Linked DNA regions of Homo sapiens: region 2 is linked to region 1. A link is a contact called in ENCODE Hi-C or POLR2A ChIA-PET data. All regions are on one chromosome and are shown on one strand. The core of a region is the stretch at or near the end of the contact, and the rest is flanking DNA. Distances in the headings are between cores, read along the strand shown. Region 1 holds the start of ETS1-AS1 (ETS1 antisense RNA 1). Region 2 holds the start of KCNJ5 (potassium inwardly rectifying channel subfamily J member 5).

Evidence for each region. A loop is a pair of places that touch in the nucleus more often than their neighbours do. ChIA-PET counts read pairs that join two places held with the same protein, here RNA polymerase II (POLR2A). Pooled maps may share reads with other maps.
Region 2: a map of ascending aorta shows a loop between it and region 1 (2.6-fold over the local background). The contact joins the promoter of KCNJ5 here to the promoter of ETS1-AS1 in region 1. A Hi-C loop is called at or near these places in 1 of 168 maps with a recorded cell type or tissue (ascending aorta) and 1 of 50 pooled maps. POLR2A ChIA-PET finds 5 or more read pairs at or near these places in 2 of 52 experiments (GM12878 and activated CD4-positive, alpha-beta T cell).

The regions. Positions count from the first base shown.
Region 1 is chr11:128,523,736-128,527,880 of GRCh38, forward strand. ETS1-AS1 (ETS1 antisense RNA 1) reads left to right here and starts at 2,407. Exons shown (of 4, transcript NR_120581.1): 1 at 2,407-2,580; 2 at 2,798-3,683. All of the region lies in intron 3 of ETS1 (ETS proto-oncogene 1, transcription factor), which reads right to left.
Region 2 is chr11:128,888,944-128,893,088 of GRCh38, forward strand. KCNJ5 (potassium inwardly rectifying channel subfamily J member 5) reads left to right here and starts at 2,413. Exons shown (of 3, transcript NM_000890.5): 1 at 2,413-2,778.

The sequences.
Region 1 (4,145 bases), core at 1,157-3,656:
TTTGTATGTGATAGTCCTAATTTTTGAAAGAACAAAGACTGTTGCAATCCAGCTGTGTTTCCACAAGGTATGAGAAAACAATGCTGGCCTCCAGATGACAAGAACAGACCCTTCTGGTCCTGGGAAAAGCCTAGAGAAACAGCTGATGAATGAATTGTACATTTACACGTCCAAATGAACCACAAAAAAAAAAAGGTTCTTGAATCAATTCTGCCTTACTCACTATGAATTCATCAGGAGAAGAAGTGAACAAATCTAGAGTTGCTTTGGGGAATTTTGTTTTGTTGATGTTGTATTGAGAAAATGTTGGCATTTTTTAATCCAAGTGTGAGTACTTCTCTATTTTCAAATGCAGATTCCTCAGAGCAACTCCTTTCTCTCTTCCCCAGTTTGCTCCTCAACTTTCTTCCCCAGACTAGCCTAAACACTGCTGCTAACATCCACCCAAATTAGATACTAAAAAAGCCCACCATGATTAAACTGTAAACACTTTCCACTCTAGCAATGAGGAAAATTATTCTTTCTAATTCTTCCATAGTGACAACTCAGATAGTCAATCATCCGTTTCCTAATCCAGTCCTGAAGCACAGAAACAAAATGAGTGAATGTCCAAATCAAGGAATAGGGTTGCGTAAAGCAGCAGTTTGGAGAGATAGCCAGGCGCCACCACAGGCTGCCAGGAAAGTTACCTCCAGATGATATTAATTATGAATATTTATGCCATCAGAAGTTATGCATCGAACCCTGGATTTGGATGAAGAGCACTAATAAGGTCATGTTAAAATATTTTTTACATATTTAAGATATAATAATCTGATCAGGTCTGCCAGGGTCATGTTTCATTAATCTAATCAATGTTGATAAATGAAATTTTTATTCATTCTCTTTAGGACACAAGTAGATTTTTCTAAATGTTCATATGGACTTTAAATGATATTTCTATGTTATCATACGCTAAAACATTGATGCCTAGCCTAGTGCCTAAGACATTACAGAGCTCAATAAATATGTGTTGAATGATGAACTATCAACTTTTTGGTCACTATGGGCTTCCTAATTCAATGATTAAGTGAGTTTGATATGCTCTGGCTTGTGAAGATGAACTAAAAAGTGTCAGAGGCTGTGCCCTTTTCCCTTCATAGTAGAGCAGAACCTCTATCCCCAGCACTCACGTCCACTCGGTTACATGTATGCCTCAGTGTCCCCACCAGCCAAACAACAGCAGCCAAGCGTTGCCTTTCATCCACTTGGGCAAGATACTTCAATACCATATCTGGTTTTTAAGGCACTCAGGAAAAAAAAAAATCAATCAAATAAATACTTCTGTGCTTGTGCTTGTACTGCAGCAGTCTGTTCCTCCTGCATTTGGGAAAAAACAGAATTGTATTTTTAAGCATTCCTTAGACTTCGGCTAATTATATCCTACCAAGTGCTGAATTGCCTTACACTAGGAACGTGAAGTCAATAAGGGCCAAGAAAAGTCCGCAGGAGTTGGGGAACAGAAGAGTGGAGCTAGACAATAATATTAAGAAAATAGTCACCTTCATACAGGAATTCCTCAAGCACATGGAGTATGTAAAAAGCATACTTTCTTTTTTATTTATACTCCTCCCTCAACTCCACCCCAACTTCAATAAAAAAGAAATATAAATATACACTTAATGTTGAACAATCATGGAAGACAGACTTTCCCTCTCCAGAAGTGTCCTAGCATGTTATCTACTCCTGAGTCTTGAACTTCAACAAAACAAAGAATCTCTGAGTTTTGAGCTAAAATATGCTTTACTGAAGGTAGGTACAAAAACATTCAGACCACTAACGGCTGATCCAGAACCAGTTTATGACTCACAGATGTTGATTTACTGGTATAAATGTAAGATTTAGAAAAAAAAAAAAAAAAAAAAAAGCCCTCAATTAACAACAACCTGTCTGAGCTGCATTTGTGGTCTCATTTTTCTCTGAGAAAAGGCAACAGTCTCTGTCATACACAGAAACAAGCTTTGAAAGCTTACTTCTAAGGCAAGTGGTTTCTATGTGAGAAGTTTAGTCATTAAAAGTCACACTAGGGAAGAAAAATGCCTGGCACTTCAATATCTACATTATCAAGCAGCAATAAAATGGAAAATTAGAGATAGGAAGGAAAATTAAAATAACTCTCTTAATTAAACTTGGATGCCAAAAAGCCTTAGGGTCAGTTAAGGGACCCAAGCCAGGGGACTCAGATGGTACTGTTGCTGACTGCAGGCTGGCTCTGTGACCTCACCAAAGCCACTTAACCTTTTTGTGTCACAACCTCATCTCTGTTTCAGGGAATAAAATCAGCCCTAGCTCTCCCTAGAATGGAACACAGACTCATTGGCTATTGTTTAGAAGGCACAATAAACAATGAGGGTAGGAGGAGCTGCAGTCAGGAGGGAAGAAGGGAGGGTGGGGTGGGGTTGGGGGAGAGGGGAGGACTTGGGAGCCTGTTTGCCCTGGAAAGCTCAATATAAGAAAACAAAGAGGATAGTAGTGTGGGCTTTGGAATAAGACTCAGGTTCAAATTCTTACTCTACCAACTAGCCAGCTGAATTGCCACAGGTAAGTCATTTAAACAATCCCGAACCTCAGTTCCTCCATGTTTCAACTAGGGATAATAGCAGCACACACCTTTTAAGGCTATTTGAATGATTAAATGAGATAATGTATGCAAAGAATTTAGCACAGTGTCTAGGTGAGAATTAGTATTTGATTATTGTTATTAAGATCTAGTATACGGTAGAATATGTGGGAAATCACATTAAATGTCTGTCTACAGCCATCTCTTTGCAGAATAGCTTGGATGCTCAATTTTCCTGAACGATCTCCAGCGAGAGATAGAACAACTATCACCACATTTCATTTAAAAATCTCTTCAAGACCCTTCCTCAGTTCTTAAACTGGCAACCTGCCCAGCATCAGCCTCACTTGAGAAATTCGAGAACTACCTGATTGGAGAAGAGAACTAGATTTATATTTGTTTTGAGTCACAGAAAAGTGACAGTTTAAATTCTGAAAGAAGATCACATTTGTAGTGCCTCTTTGGAGACAAAACCTTAGGTCTTGGATTTGTCACATGTTAGAGCTCAATGGGAGTTTATCAGTGCTCTCCAAGTCCAGCACTCCTATTTACCAGAGGTGAAAAATGAGTGTGAGTGAGGAAATTATTATTTCCAGGGCCACACAATCTAAAAAAGTCAGTGTCAGTACTAGAACCAGATGCCCTGATAGCAGTTCTCTCCCTGGCATCTCCTTGCATTTACTTTGCATTTCACTTTGGCAGGAGAAGTACCAGACACCCTTGAGACACAAGACAGGATACAATGGACATGGGAGTAGATAGATGAGCAGACTCAATTTCTAGAAATCCAACTTCTCTACACTGGATGTATTGTCTTTGGGCAAATACATTGCAGGATAACCACACTATGGTTCCCTGTGGGAGACAGCTTGGCATGGGCTGTCAGGAGAGAAAGGGCCTGGGTTGGCTCTATTGCTGTCTGCAGTTTCTTTAGACTATAATTATGAACCATTCAACTGCATCTGCAGCCCCAACAATGTGGGGTGGATTGGCCTAATCCACAGACCAAGCGACATTTTAAAATCCAGCAGTTTAGACACGTATTCCTCTTGCAGCAAATCAAACATGGCTCAGACAGGAAGAGGTAAGGAGCTGCCCAAGGTTAGAGGGTTCTGAGGTCTCATCCACACTCAGTGTTGTGTGCTTCCCTGAAGCAGGCTGAGCATGTTGCCTGGAATTGCTGCAAATGCAGAATGCAGGCTACTCTGTGAGCCTTTGGGGATCATGTAATTGGGATTCCAATTTAAATTGTCCTGAATTGGACTCTTGAGGAGGTAGAGGGATAATGGCAATAGCACAGATGGCAAGAGAACCAACATCCTTTAATAATATGAGAGAAGAGGACAGCCAGTCTCCTAGAAGCTCTGCATCCCAGGGCTACAGGATTTCACCCACTGTCCAAGGCTGCAGGTGGTTTCATCCTGGTGGAAGGCTAAGGCCTTCCTCTGATCTTACTCTGCTTTTCTCTTGGGTTACAAAGACAACATCAAACTTCAAAACAGATGTTCTCTGCAGTTGTGGTTTGAATCTTACATTAAGACAATTT
Region 2 (4,145 bases), core at 1,163-3,662, 370 kb after region 1:
TAATATGTCCTTACTCGATAGATATCTGCTGTTTATGGACGTATGAAGAATTCTCCTGACATGAGAAAAAATGCTTAAAATATTTGTTTTAGAAGCTATTTAGTTAGGATTTCAGAGTATAACTCAACAAACTCCTTTAATTAATATTTTATCTAAAAGGAAATATTTATGAGACATTACCAGGCTCCTAATGCAAATATAACTTCTATAAATAGGAGAAAAAAATAATTTTCTGCAAGTCTTATATTCTAAAGAGAACATCTTTAATTGTGAACCCATCTCCCGCTCGATGAAAGAAGGTAAGAGAAGCAGATAAAGAGAACAGAAGAAGTGAGGCTGTACTCTAATTAACAGTGATAATACATACACATTTTCTGTTGCTTTCAAGCACCGCCTCAGCAATTTTCAGACAATGAAAGACATACTTAGCACCTTGTACCGCTCCCTGAGTAGTTCTTTTATTGCATTGCTATCCTCAGATGTTGTCTGTGCTCTTTGAGAGGCTTGGGCCTCTCAAAGCTCCTCCAAGTTGCAACAATTGCTCAGGACTAGAATCCCCAAATTTCGCGTTTTTCAGTTCTCAGGTGAGACCTGGACACAAATTTTTCTGTCTCCCGATCCAAGGTCCCATCACTGAGAAAATCTTTGCAAAACAGTATTTCCCAGAGCACCCTATATTTTGCTTTAAAGTCAGTCCAGGTCCCCTGACCCCCACCCCGTAATGGCAAAAGGAATATCATGGTCTTTATACCTAATCCAAAAGCAACTGCTGCCCCAGGACAGAGCCCCTCCTCAGGGCTCAGCAGATGATTATAGTGTGTGTTATCTGGACCTGAGAACTGCACAGCCAAAGCCTCTCCCAAGAACTAGGCAATTAGGGAATTAAGAACTTTCTCCACAATAGTGTTAAGCCCTGAGGTCAAACAACATATGGTGCAGTGCGTGAGCACCTAGGCAAGCTGAGTCCCCTAAGGGGACACAGAGCTTTCCTGTTAGGGCCTGTTGCAGCCACATTTAACAATCACCCCCTCTACAGAGAGAAGAGGGGCAATCAGGAGGCCCACTCTGGCCGGACCGCTCTGTGCTCTGTCCCAGGGGAGGGTGCCTGGGCAACGGGCTGTGTGTACGCTGGTCTCCGAGGCAAGAGGACCCCCAGGCCACTGTTAGAGACTAAGTTTCCCTGTCACTGTCCTTACAGGAGAGGATGGACTTGGTGCCCTCCAGTATTAGTGACAAGCATTTTTCTCATTGCAACGTAATAAACCAGTTTTCTGGTCGTAGACATCATTCACCTAGCACTTGTGCTAGGTGCTAGGGCACCCCACGTTTGACCAGCTGTGTCTGCCCTGAGAGAGGGGGCTGGCAGGGGGGGTGTTGACCCCAAAAGGCTGGGTAACGGAGAGGGGCCAGAAGGAACACCACCGGGTGAGAAGGGCCACCCCGAACAGACCGGTCCTCAGAGGCACCTGCCGGCCCTCCCCAGACAGCAGCCCTCCCTTTCAGCCTGCCCTGGCAGCTGCCTTTCCTACGGCTTCCACGAATTAAAGAACACACTCTGGTCATCATCTGTCCTCAAGGCAGGTAGGAATCCAAAAGGGAGAGCCGGGAGGTGGCGCGGAGGACGCCGGCTCTGCCCACGCCTGGGCAAGGTTGAGCTCCGTTCCCTCCGGGCTGCTCCCGCCTCCTGTCCGTGCAGGGCGCGTTTCCAGCCATCGCCGCCCAGCCGCCGCCGCACGCCGGGGAGAGATCGTCCGGGGTGAGCAGCGAGCCCGGGGACAGCTAGCCTGGGTCCTGTCCCTGGACCTACTCCCCCTGCAGCTGGCGGATCAGGCCCCCGGACCCTCACTCCACGGCGGGAATCAGAGCCGTCGGGCGGGGGATGCAGCGCCCAGACTGTGGCTCCCCCGCCTTCCCAAAGGAATCCCCCCATCTGCTCCATCCCTCTCGGGAAACGGCGAAATGCTGCCAACCGTCCGCTTAGCGCACCGCGGAGCGACTGAGCAGCCCCGCCGAGGCTCCGAGCCAAGATTTCTGCCCTAATAGTTTCTCCCTTCTTTCTGTCTGCTCCACCGCACCCACTAAATACGCGGCGCTCACACACGGACACGCGTGACACGCGGCGCTCACACACAGGCATGGGACGCTCACACGCGCGCGCGCGGGTCTCCGTCCCTGGCACCCCGCAGCAGGGGTGCAGCCGGGGGCAGGGGGAGCCGGGGGAGGGCGCAGGGGGCCGCGGGGACGCGAGCGGAGGGCTGGATGCCTGCCGGGCTCTCTCTCCGCCTTCCTCTTCCCTCCCAGTCCTGCCGAGCTGACGGCGTCCCGGATCACATGGAGCCCCCGCCCCACCCCAGCCCGCCCCCCGCCGCCAACGCCGGTGGCCCTTCCAGTCGCGTTACTACCCAGAGATTCATTTGTACCAGGGACGGAGGGAGAGAGGAGAGGGAGGAGGGGACACACACACACACACACACACACACACACACACACACACACACAGAGAGAGAGAGAGAGAGAGAGAGAGAGAGAGAGATTGTTCCAGCTGCTCTCGCTAGAGAAAGGGAGTGACCCAAGGGGCCGCGAGTGAAGGGACAGGATGGCTTAGGTACCTCTGCCCACAGGACCCCACAACAGGGAGAGGTTCCAGCTACAGCTCCTCCGTGGGGTCATGGCAGGGGCTGGGGAGTCCCCTCAAAAGCCCTGAGCCCCCCTGCACCGCCGCTAAGGGACACCCCAGAAGTTAGCATCAGTGGGACTCGGAAGCTCCGATCTCAACAAGTAAGTTGTCTTCTTTTCCTCCTCCATTTCTCCCCCAGCTCGCGGGTTCTGGAGGGCAGGATGACACCCTCAGGTGTCCATCACCTGGGCAGCAGGCTTTCACAGGGAACCTGCTAGACTGGGAGCCAGGGGGGATAAGGAAAAGCTTAGGGCAGGTCCAAGTTTAGGAAATTGGAGATCTCCGTGGCTGCAGGCTGCCCTGTGCGTTGGGAGCCCAGCCATAAACACCTTCACTTCTGGCACTAGACCAGGGCTACCTGGGGGTGCCCCAGATCTCCCAGCAGTGGTTTGAGAGGCAACAGTGGCCAGGAGTGGGTGGGGTGTGGAGGACATTTTTCACCTGGTAGGACTCTTCCTTCAAATGGGAGCAGGGAGGGCCAGGATGGGGGGCGGTGCCCCCCTCAGCCTTAGATCCCCAGCCTAATCTTGCTTTCTCTTTTAAGTGTGGCCAAACTGGAAACACGGCCTTGTGATTTCTGCCCCCCTCGCTGCCCAAGTCACTTCCTGCGTACCTCCCTATCTCCTTTTAAAGAGCTTTCAAATGGTTCAGAAAGGCCAGGGGTCAAGCCTGTGAGGACAGAGGATAGGGAACAGAGAAGGCCGGCCTTGTCATTGCTCCCCTTCTCTTCAAGTCAGTGCTTCTCCCTGCAGAGCTGTTGGCCCCCTGGTTTTATCTGTGCCTTCCCTCAAACAGGGCTCTCCAACCCCAGGGGCTGTGGAGGGCCTCAGGTCCGGCCCCCAAAGTTCTAGGGCCTACCCTGAACATCAGGGTGAGCAACACCAGCCCAAAACCTGTTCCAGGAGCCTTTTCAAACACCAGAAGAAGATCAACAGGAACACGCCAAGTATTTTACTCTGTTTCAATCCTTTTAATAAGCTGAGATTATCATCCTCATTCTACAGGTGAAAAATTGAAGCCCAGAGAGGCTGTGCAATTTGCCTCAGGTGCACAGCTCATAAAGGGAGATTCTCTCCTATATCTGACTCCAAAATGTGCCTCGTTTTCATCAAAAGCCATATGGTTTATCGGGCTTTCTGGTTCTCAAAGCACTTTTCCATGTGAGGAAAAGGCTAATATTTATGAAACCAAGGTGCCGAGCTATATACGTTTACATGAGTTCATCTTGACACCAGTCCTGTGGGGCAGAGCTTATTTCTTCTGTTTTATAGATGAGAGTAAGGGTAACAGAATTCCAGGCACTAAGTGGCAGCAGCACTGCTATCTCCAAAACTCTTGTCCTCTGGCTTTAAATCCAGGGTCTTTCCACTAACAAAAGCTAATTCTGAAAGCTGCTCTTGTCTTTCCACATCCCTGCTTTTCCTCAAAGCCAGGTGTAAATTGCATCATCTGGCTGAATGAGGCGCTC